2 separate regions of the Homo sapiens genome follow, and region 2 is linked to region 1. Evidence: read pairs that join two places in POLR2A ChIA-PET (ENCODE). Cell type or tissue: PC-9. All regions are shown on one strand. Links, peaks and the distances in the headings refer to the core of each region. The heading gives the core; the rest is flanking DNA.

Region 1 (4,860 bases), core at 491-4,490:
AGTGAGACCCTCTCCCTCTGTAAAAAAAAAAAAAAAAAAAAAAAGACAACAATGAAGTTTGTGACATAGAACATAGATCAACTCTTCCTTTCAGGAAAGAAAGATTTCTCTGCAGCATACAATGTTGTTTGATAGCATTTTACCCATGGTAGAACTTCTTTCAAAAATGGAGTCAGTCATCTCAAACCCTGCCACTGCTTTATCAATTAAGTTTATATAATATTCTATATCCTTTGTTGTTATTTTCAGTGTTTACAGCATCTTCACCAGGTGTAGATTCCAGCTCAAGAAATCACTTTCTTTGCTCATCCATGAGAAGCAACTCCTCATCCCTGAGGATTTTAATCACAAGATTGCAGCCATTCAGTTCCATCTTCAGGCTCCACTTCTAATCCTAGTTCTCTTGCTGTTTTCACCACATCTGCAGTTAGTTCCTCCAGTGAAGTCTTGAACCCCCTCAAAGTTACCCATGAGGGTTGGAATCAGCTTCTTCCAAACTCCTGTTAATATTGATATTTTGACCTCCTCCCATGAATCATGAGTATTCTTAGTGGCATCTATAGTAGTAAATTCTTTCCAGAAGGTTTTCAATTTACTTTGCCCAAATCTACCAGTGGAATTACTTATTTCTTAAATAATAAGACTTGAAAGTCAAAATTACTTCTTGATCCATGGGTTGCAGAATGAATGTTGTTTTAGCAGACATGAAAACAACATTAATCTCCTTGTATACTTGGTCTTGGGTGGCCAGGAGCATTATAAATCAGCAGTAATACTTTGAAAGGAATCTTTTTTTCTGAGCAGTAGGTCTCAACAGTGGGCTTAAAATAAGCAGTAAACCTTGATGTAAACCAATGTGCCGTCATCCAGGCTCTGTCATCCCATGTATAGAGCACAGACAGAGTAGATTTTATGTAATTCGTAAGGGCCCTAGGATGTTTGGAATGGTAAATGAGCATTGGCTTCAAATTAAAGTCATCAGCTGCATTAGTCCCTACTAAGAGTCAGCCTGCCCTTGGAAGCTTTGAAACCAGTCATTGACTTCCCTCTCTAGCTGTGTAAGTCCTAGATGACATCTTTTTCCAATAAAAGGCTGTTTTGTCAACATTGAAAATCTGTTGTTTAGTGTGGCCACTTTCATCAATGATCTTAGCTAGATCTTCTGGAGAACTTGCTGCAGCTTCTTCCTCAGCAGTTGCTGCTTCACCTTGCACTTTTATCTTCTGGAGATGGCTTCTTTCCTTAAACCTCATGAACCAACCTCTGCTAGTTTCCATCTTTTCTTCTGCAGCTTCCTCACCTCTCTTAGCCTTCATAGAACTGAAGGGAGTTAGGGCCTTTCTCTAGATTAGACTTTGGCTTAAGGGAATGTTGTGGCTTGTCTTTTATCCAGACCACTCGAACTTTCTCCATATCAACAATAATGCTCTTTTACTTCCTTGTCACTCACTCCAGTGCTCACTGGAGTAGCATTTTTAATTTTCTCCCATAACTCTTCCTTTGCATTCACAACTTGGCTATTTGGTGCAAGAGACCAGCCTGTCTGAGCTTCCGACATGTCTTCCTCGCTAAGCTGGGTCATTTCTAGCTTTTGATTGAAAGTGAGAGACATGCAACTCTTCCTTTCACTTGAATACTTCCAGGCCATTATAGACCATTGTAGAGTTGTTAATTGCCCTAATTTCAATATTGCTATGTCTCAGGGAATAGGGAGGCCTGAAGAGAAGGAGAGAGACAGGGAATGGCTGGTCAGTAGAACTGTCAGAACACATATGACAAGTATTGATTAAGTTTACCATCTTATATGGGCACGGTTCGTGGTGCCCCAAAACAATTACAGTAGTAACATCAAAGATCAATGACCACAGATCACTGTAACAGACATAATAATAATGAAGATGGACACCCATAGACTTGCTTATGCAGAGTTGCCACAAACCTTCAATTCCTAAAGAAACACATTACCTGTGAAGTGCGATAAGCAGATGCCATAAAACAAGGTGTTTGTTTGTGTGTGTGTGTGTCTGTAGAGGGGAGGGTGTTTATATATGTATATAATTACTCAAGCTTCCTCAGCCACCTTTTAGGGCTCAGTTTGGTGAGGAAGCTAATTCCCTTTATTATGCATGTATTCTTACTAGATTGACTCTCTATGGATGACATTTTATATCAAGTTTCTGGAGTGGGGTGATGTCCTGCATTTCCGCCTTTCAGAGCCTCAGCAGGTTAAAAAACAAATAGGACATGGAGACAGTGGAAGCCACTGTGCACTCCTGCTACGGAAAGACGGCTGTGCCTTGTTGAAGATGATACTATATGATTCGCTACCAGAGTGGGGCCATCCCTGCTTCAGGCTGTTCCTAGATGTTTAAAAGAACATTCCAAACGACGTTAAGAAACTTTGTGCTGCCATTTGTGTATTCCTTTCCAAATCTTTTCTAAAATGTTAGAATTCAGACCACAGTTCCTGAGCTTTGGATGCAAACTCCTTGGCCCTGAATCCCTGGAAGCCCTCCCCTGTGGATGGTATCAGCCATCACAGCAGGATGTGCTTTAAGAATCCAAATGAATTCAGTTATACCACGTGGCGGGACTTTTAAACTTGAGCTGAGCTTACTCATTTCTGGCCGACTATTAATCCTATAGCTAAATCATGTACGTAAAGGAAGGGGAAAAAAATCCAACCTGGGTAACCACACAACAAACACTAAATAAAACCAAGGTAATGTATGGGGCATCTCTGTGCTGCTTAGTAAAACTTGAAGTTTCTTAATGTCGCGAAGTAACAGAAATTACTTGGGGGAATTTCAGGTGTTTTTGGTAAACTCTTTGGGGAAGTAAACAGTCAGTGAACTTTCGGAATGCTGGGACTTTTGACTGCAGCAAAACAAAGCTAAGACAAGTGGATTCCTTAAAAAAGACCACTGGCAGCAGAGGAGAAGCAGAGCTGGGAAGAGACAGGCTGGTGAGCTCAGGGGATAAATTCTACCCCCTCTACCCAGCAGGACTGGCCTTAAGCAAAACTGAACTAAGAGGGAGATGCTTCCCCTCCACCCACCTCCGTGAGTGTCCCCGATCGATCGCGCTGTCCCAGCTGGGCTGACCTTGTATTCACCTCCAGGTCTTGGGTGTCTGTACCTCTTGGTGGAGGCATTTGGAAGTGCACACACCTTGTCCACTACCTCAAACTGTGTCCTGATGTTTTTAAATTATGGCACACGTAGCCATAAAAAATAAGTGTACAGAAGAGTATATAATTACATGGAGAGATGCTTGCCATAGCCTTAGTTCAGAAGGCAGATTACAAAACAGTATAACTATTTTTGTAAGAAAAAAGTTAATAAGAAGACAAGCACGTACATCTGTCCATAGAAGGAAAGCCTGGGAGGATAGCCCCACGTTAACAGTGTGTGTTTCCAGGTGGTAGACCTGCTGGCGATTTGAGCCTGTTTGGGCTTGTCTGTTTTTTCACACTGAGCTGTACTGCTTTGGTACTGCATCCATTCCCTCAATACTCGGCAGTTTAGGTGAGCTCAGTGTGAGTTAACATGTCAAGAGGTGACATGTTTCCCAAGGACCTTATATTTGTAATGCTCAGGGATTGATGGGGACGGGAGGTTTGTGTTGGCTCTAGAATCTCCCCTGTGAGGACGCTGGAAGGGGAAGCCTAGGGTTGAGGAGGCAGTGAGAAAGTCTCCAAGTCCACACCATGTAAAGCTACTTCTCCCCTGCTTTAGGGAAGCGCCTGTTTCACGATCTCATTAAATCCAAATAAATGGGCTTGCCCATAGTTAAAATGTGTTGATTTAACCAAAAAACAAAAATAGGCTGGGCACAGTGGCTCATCCCTGTAATCCCAGCACTTTGGGAGGCCAAGGTGGAAGGATGGCTTGAGGCCAGGAGTTTGAGACTAGCCTGGGCAACATAGCAAGACCCTGTCTCTACAAAAATAAAAGAAAATAGCCAGGTATGATGCTGCACACCTGTTGTCCCAGCTACTCGGGAGACTGAAGCAGGATCACTTGAGTCTAGGAGGTGGAGGCTGCTGTGAGCTATGATCGTGCCTCTGCATTCCAGCCTGGGTGACAGAGACCCTGTCCCTAAAAAAAACACAAATAGAAAGTGGTTGAAGGCAATTCACTCGCAGTTGGCTGCAGTCTGTTTCTCTCTCGTACTTGGGGCTGAACTAGCCTCAGGAGAAGGAGGCTCCCGAGCCCCGTAGTGTGATCATTACAACAAATAACGCAGAGGAGAGGTTTGCTTCCCATTCTGCCTCCACGCCCTCCAGCCTGGCTCATCCACATACACATCGTCTGCCACCGTGTTCCCTGTTGTGGACTGTTTTGTTAAATCTGCCTTTTCCCTTCTTTTTTTCCAGTCCACCTAAACCCACTGTGTTCATCTCTGGGGTCATCGCCCGGGTAAGTCTGGGAGTGTCTGCGGTGGGTTTGAGGCTTTTGCATGGCAGCATGGAGTCTCCTGGTTGCTTCTGGTTTTGTTAAACTCTACCTGGAATAACCCAGCACCACTGCTCATCTCCTCTGTGGCCATGGCTCTCTTCATTGCCGCGTTTCCCCAGAGGCTGCTTCTGCAGACCGCAGGCCAGACTCGCATCCTTTACCTTTCCAGAGCCGCCGTCTGGTGAGACCCAACATTGTGACTTAAGCGCAGACCTCCCACCAGTGAACTCCCATCAGCAAACCCCCGCAGTGAACCCCACAGTATTGCCGTCCATAGGGCTGCTGTTCTCAGAACATTCACTTTCTTATCAGAGGATGCCTGAAGAAAGTGCCAGTGTTGGGGACAGCCCACTGTTGGTGGAGCTGTGACCGCAGCCAGCCAACCTGCCAGCCAGAGAAG
Region 2 (4,860 bases), core at 620-4,619, 570 kb before region 1:
TACCCGTTTGATGTAAAGCATTTTTTTAGTCATAATGGATTGTAATAAAAAATAACAAATAGTTTTGGGTCAAGGCAATAGATTACACCAAGTAAGTAAACATAAAAAATTAAATATACTGAGTGTACAGAAAGATAGGTGTTTTGTATCAGACCTTATTTAAAGAAAATATCTGTTTCAAATCAAACCAGTAGATTTTGATTGGCTTAGCAACTCCCTTTTGGGAGATTTAAGGCAGGAGAACACTAAGGTGAGCAGAATAATACAGATTAGGAAAAATATTTTATCCAGAAGGTTTTATTTATTGCATCAACAAATAGCATAACTCTTTATGGACATAGATATCTAGATGGTCTATTGTATTTTTACATCATCGTTATATTATTCTGTTTTCACACTGCTGATAAAGACATACCCAAGACTGGGTAATTTATAAAGAAAAAGAGGTTTAATGGACTCACAGTTCCATGTGGCTGGGGAGGCCTCACAATCATGGTGGAAGGTGAAAGGCATGTCTTACATGGCAGCAGGCAAGAGAGAATGAGAGCCAAGCAAAAGGGGAAAACTGCTACAAAATCATCAGATCTTGTGAGACTTATTCACTAGCATGAAAATAGTATGGGGGAAACAGCCCCATGATTCAATTATCTTCCACCAGATCCATCCCACAAACTTGGGAATTATGGGAGCTACAATTCAAGATAAGATTTGAGTGAGGACACAGCCAAACCATATCAATAGTCCTTAATTGAATAAATCACAGGTAACTCACAAAAGCCAGAGAAAGGCAGGACATGACAAATCTGGGAGGAATTTGAACAAATGGGGCCCAGTGAGAAGCCAAGTAAAATTTAGAGACAGATCATGAAAGAAAAGAAAAGGAGAGGTGTAAGAACTGGTTGAGAGCACTGATGATTTTTTTCTTCAGGTATGACCTTTTATTCTCTGTTCCATCTCCTGACCCTGGGCCCTGGAATAACCTCAGACTGAGGTTGCCTGAGATTATAAATGGAGAAAGCATAGCAGAGATATTTATTTGCAAACAGTTCATTGCTTTATAAAAGTCAGCAACATAAAATATCTCTGTGTGAGATACTGCTATTTTTAGATTACACAACTCTTGATTTAGAGGGGAGAAGGCAATCATAATTGAAAGAGCCATAAGAAACATGGTGTTAGTCCTACAGTAGATGAATTTTACTTTATCCTCATGAAATTACTGAGGAGTACACATTCATTTTGGTGCCCAACTTGCAGTGGCTTATAAAAATAGTAACAAAAAGTGTTTGATGAGAGAGTGAGCCACCTGGGTAAGACTGTGGGCTCTGAAGAGAGCCTGTGGTTAATTCTGCCTCCATCACCTGATCATCTCTGAGACTCCTAGCAAGTGGCTGAAGCTCTCTATACTGCAAATGTTACATCTATAAAATGGAATATTTATGGCACCACCCTGATGGGAATGTGATGAACATTAAGTGAGGAAGGCATAAGAGCAGTTCTTAGCAACACAGAACATGCTCCTTAAATGTGAGCTTACATTATGTTGACTTCTACTTGTAAGAAATGAACTTATGCCAGTGCTTATTGTAGAATATTGTTATGTACAGGAGATAATCTCTCTGATTATTGAATCTGTAGTTGTCTATAGACATAGAACTAAGGTATAATCTCCCCCCCACCCCAGTTTCTGATCACTGCAGTGCAGTGAAATCTAGAAAGAGCTGCTTGTTACACTGACCTGACAGCAGTTTTCACATCACTGAGTTTGTTTGCTTTCTCTGGCTGTCAAGTCTCTCATTGATTTCTCATTCTGCAGTCTAAGTCCATATCAGCCCAACAAAGGATCTGGGGAAAGGGCAACAAATGGGTGTGAAGGAGGTCCCTTAAGTTCACGTACAAGTTTGAAGACATTAAGAGCAATTTGATGCAGTGAAGAACAAGCTGAATATAATAAAGCATTTTCAGTAATGCTACTGCCACTAAAATGGTGTTTTTGTCATGAACATTGCAAGATCTCATTCTACTGTACTCTTGCTAATGTAAAAAAAGATAAAGCAATTCTAAATGCTGATGTTTTCCCCAAAATTTATAGTATTTTTAAATATATAAATAATTGTTAAGGAAAGCTGTGATTTAGGACTTTCAAAGTCATAAAACGATACATTTCAAAACATTTACATAAGCAAATTTTTAGAAATTGAGTGTAAGTCTATTTTCCCAAACTACAAGTTTTTATTTATTTTACTTAGCTACTGTGTCACTTAATTGAAATTCTGAAATTCTGAGTATAAACTTTTACAAGACGAACTTCCTATTCATATACACATAATTTGCCCTTCTCCCAATAATTGTTCATTTTGCTGAAGTTTTTCATTAATGGTTAGGTCACAGCTGTCGTGAGGACGATTCGTTTGCTCTGTTTCCAAACTATATGCCAAGGTGTCCCAGGGCAACATAGGAAATTCGAGGGATTCCGAGGGATATTTTAAATTTTCAAGATAAATACGGTATCTTGAAACCAGGTTGAAACATGAGCTCCCATTAGTTCAGTTTCAAAATCCAGCTGTGCCACATTCCTTTCAATGATGTCATCACTTTGCATACCAGGATTTTCAGAGGTTTCTGTGATATGAAGCAAGTGCTAGTGACAATCAGCATAGGAGAGGATGTGAAGATGGCATTGTCTGCTTCCAAGTTTTGAGAAGTTGTGCAGTGCCCCAAAGCACGGACATGTTAGGATGTAGATGATTCAAGCTGTTCAGACCTAAGAACTTACTAAATGGAACTGTCAGGCATTTATTTTGGCCTGGGGGGCACCCTGTGAAACATGAAGAGGTTTGTGAACCCATAAAGTTCAGGAAACTCAAGTTCTATAAAGTCAAGCAGCCGAAACACTCCGGCCAATAATTGTGTTCAGTCACTTCTCACAAATAAAAAATATTTGATTTATAAAAAATAAATCTGTACAACACTTAAATAATAAACCAACATTCTTAAAGACCCAAGTTCTTTTTTTTCCTAGTGGCTTCAGTTTGCTGCTATGGAAATAGACCTTTTAAAATGCTTAATAAAGAAACCATCGTTCTTAATTAGTGAAAAAGATCATAGATGCATTTATTATTTGCACGAACAAAACTATGTGTCTCTGCCACTTAGTCTTTATGGTGTAGTCAAACGTCTTCCATCTGCCCTGTGTACCCCTCTACCTCATTTTAAATTATAAAGGTCTATGGGCTGGGTGCGGTAGCTCACGCTTGTAATCCCAGCACTTTGGGAGGCTGAGGCAGAAGGATCACTTGAGCCTTGGAGTTGGAGACCAGCCTGAGCAACCTAGTGAGACCCTGTCTGTAGAAAAAATTTAAAAACTAGCTGAGTGTGTTGGTGCGTGCCTGTAGTACTAGCTACTTTGGAGGCTGAGACAGGAGGATCACTTGAGCTCAGGAATTCAAGGCTACAGTGAGCTACGATCCACCACCACACCCCAACCTAGGCAACAGAGCAAGACCCTGTCTCTAAAAAAAAAAAAAAATATATGTATATATATATATATATATATAGAGAGAGAGAGAGAGAGAGAGAGAGAGAGAGAGAGCACCCTTTAAATTCACCGCAAACTTTCAATTAATTTTCAAATTAATTACACACATTCTACTTAGAGTTGAGCAGACACAGAAGTAAGAAAAAGGCTAGTCTAAGACTTTATCAATGGGTAGAAATGAAAGGTAATTGGGTACCATTATATTGAAATCAACGTTATTTTTTATTATTGTTGCACTTGAAAACAAAACTTGCTTATGTATTCAGTTGTACAGATACAGAATCATCCAAGACAATGACCTATAGTTGGGCCTTTCAACAGCCTTTTCACCCATGGTCCACTGTTGGTTATTTTATTCAAACTGAAGGGTGAAAATATTCTCCACATTTTATATTTAAAGAAATGCAGACTCTGGAAATGGAGGTAAGTTAAAAGTTTTATAGCAAAGTACTCTGAAATATGATCAAAGAAAATCCCTATGGAATTGCTTTGCTTTTAATGTCTAGTAATGAGAAATAATTATGAATGGACACTTGGACACTGCAGCCCTTTATATCCTCATATTAAGAATATGCCCAAATATTCATATGTTCTTTAGGATTTCTTTAAGGACAAAGTGAAGCAATACACATAGATGAGTGTGTTTTGGTTTTTTTTTTTGACATGGACACTAATGACTGTAGATCTAATTAAATGGCTTTAGATTTTTGGTTTTTTTTTTGTTTGTTTTTGTACTATTCTAGCGGCTAAATAACCACACTCAAAAGCTTTCCTCCCATTCCTAATGTATTTCAGGTTAAAACAATCTAATGTAATCCATGAAGTCATTCCTCAAAAATTATACTGAAGTGTCAAATATGAATACGAATGGTAAATATGAATAGAAAATATGATGGTCCCTAAACCACAAAAATGACCACACAACTCACAGTAGCCTGGCTGATATGAATGACTGCTCATTCTTGGCCAATCACAGGTTGAACATTACTCTGTTTTTTCTCCTTCTAGATAAGATTATTCAAGCCCCCTGACCATGAAATTTCCCCTACATCCTCGTAGCACCCAATCCAGAACAAAGCCTTGCTCCTTTGAATCTTCCCAAGACACACAAAACAAGTCAAATTTTGTCAGTCTATTCAACGCCCTCTTACTGATATGTCCCATGGTTTCCCATGGTGTGAGTCCTTTCTTATTACGAGCAATAAGCCCAACTTGGTTCAAACACAGGTGTGATCCTGATGCCCTCGGTTGGATGGCAGTGACATTGCTAGCAGCTTGTTTCTGAAGTACACTCTTCCTGAATGCCACACCACATGGCCTAT

The links. ChIA-PET counts read pairs that join two places held together with the same protein. Peaks named below come from ENCODE experiments on the same cell type or tissue, not always from the same donor. Only the 100,000 strongest peaks of a DNase experiment are listed, where the experiment ranks them.
Region 2: POLR2A ChIA-PET joins it to region 1 with 6 read pairs; 2 of 35 experiments call an interaction of 5 or more read pairs at or near these places.

Annotation. Positions count from the first base shown.
Region 1 is chr5:10,683,090-10,687,949 of GRCh38, reverse strand. It overlaps DAP (death associated protein), which reads left to right. Exons shown (of 4, transcript NM_004394.3): 3 at 4,379-4,421. Among named protein-coding and RNA genes, the nearest start is that of DAP-DT, 76 kb to the left of the region's middle. RefSeq lists enhancers at 2,716-3,025, 3,126-3,205. In PC-9, for the core only: no CTCF peak of the experiment used is centred there; no DNase peak of the experiment used is centred there.
Region 2 is chr5:11,249,189-11,254,048 of GRCh38, reverse strand. The region is part of intron 9 of CTNND2 (catenin delta 2); the gene reads left to right. Among named protein-coding and RNA genes, the nearest start is that of CTD-2154B17.1, 460 kb to the right of the region's middle. In PC-9, for the core only: no CTCF peak of the experiment used is centred there; a DNase peak (open chromatin) is centred at 2,588; H3K4me3 peaks cover 307 bases.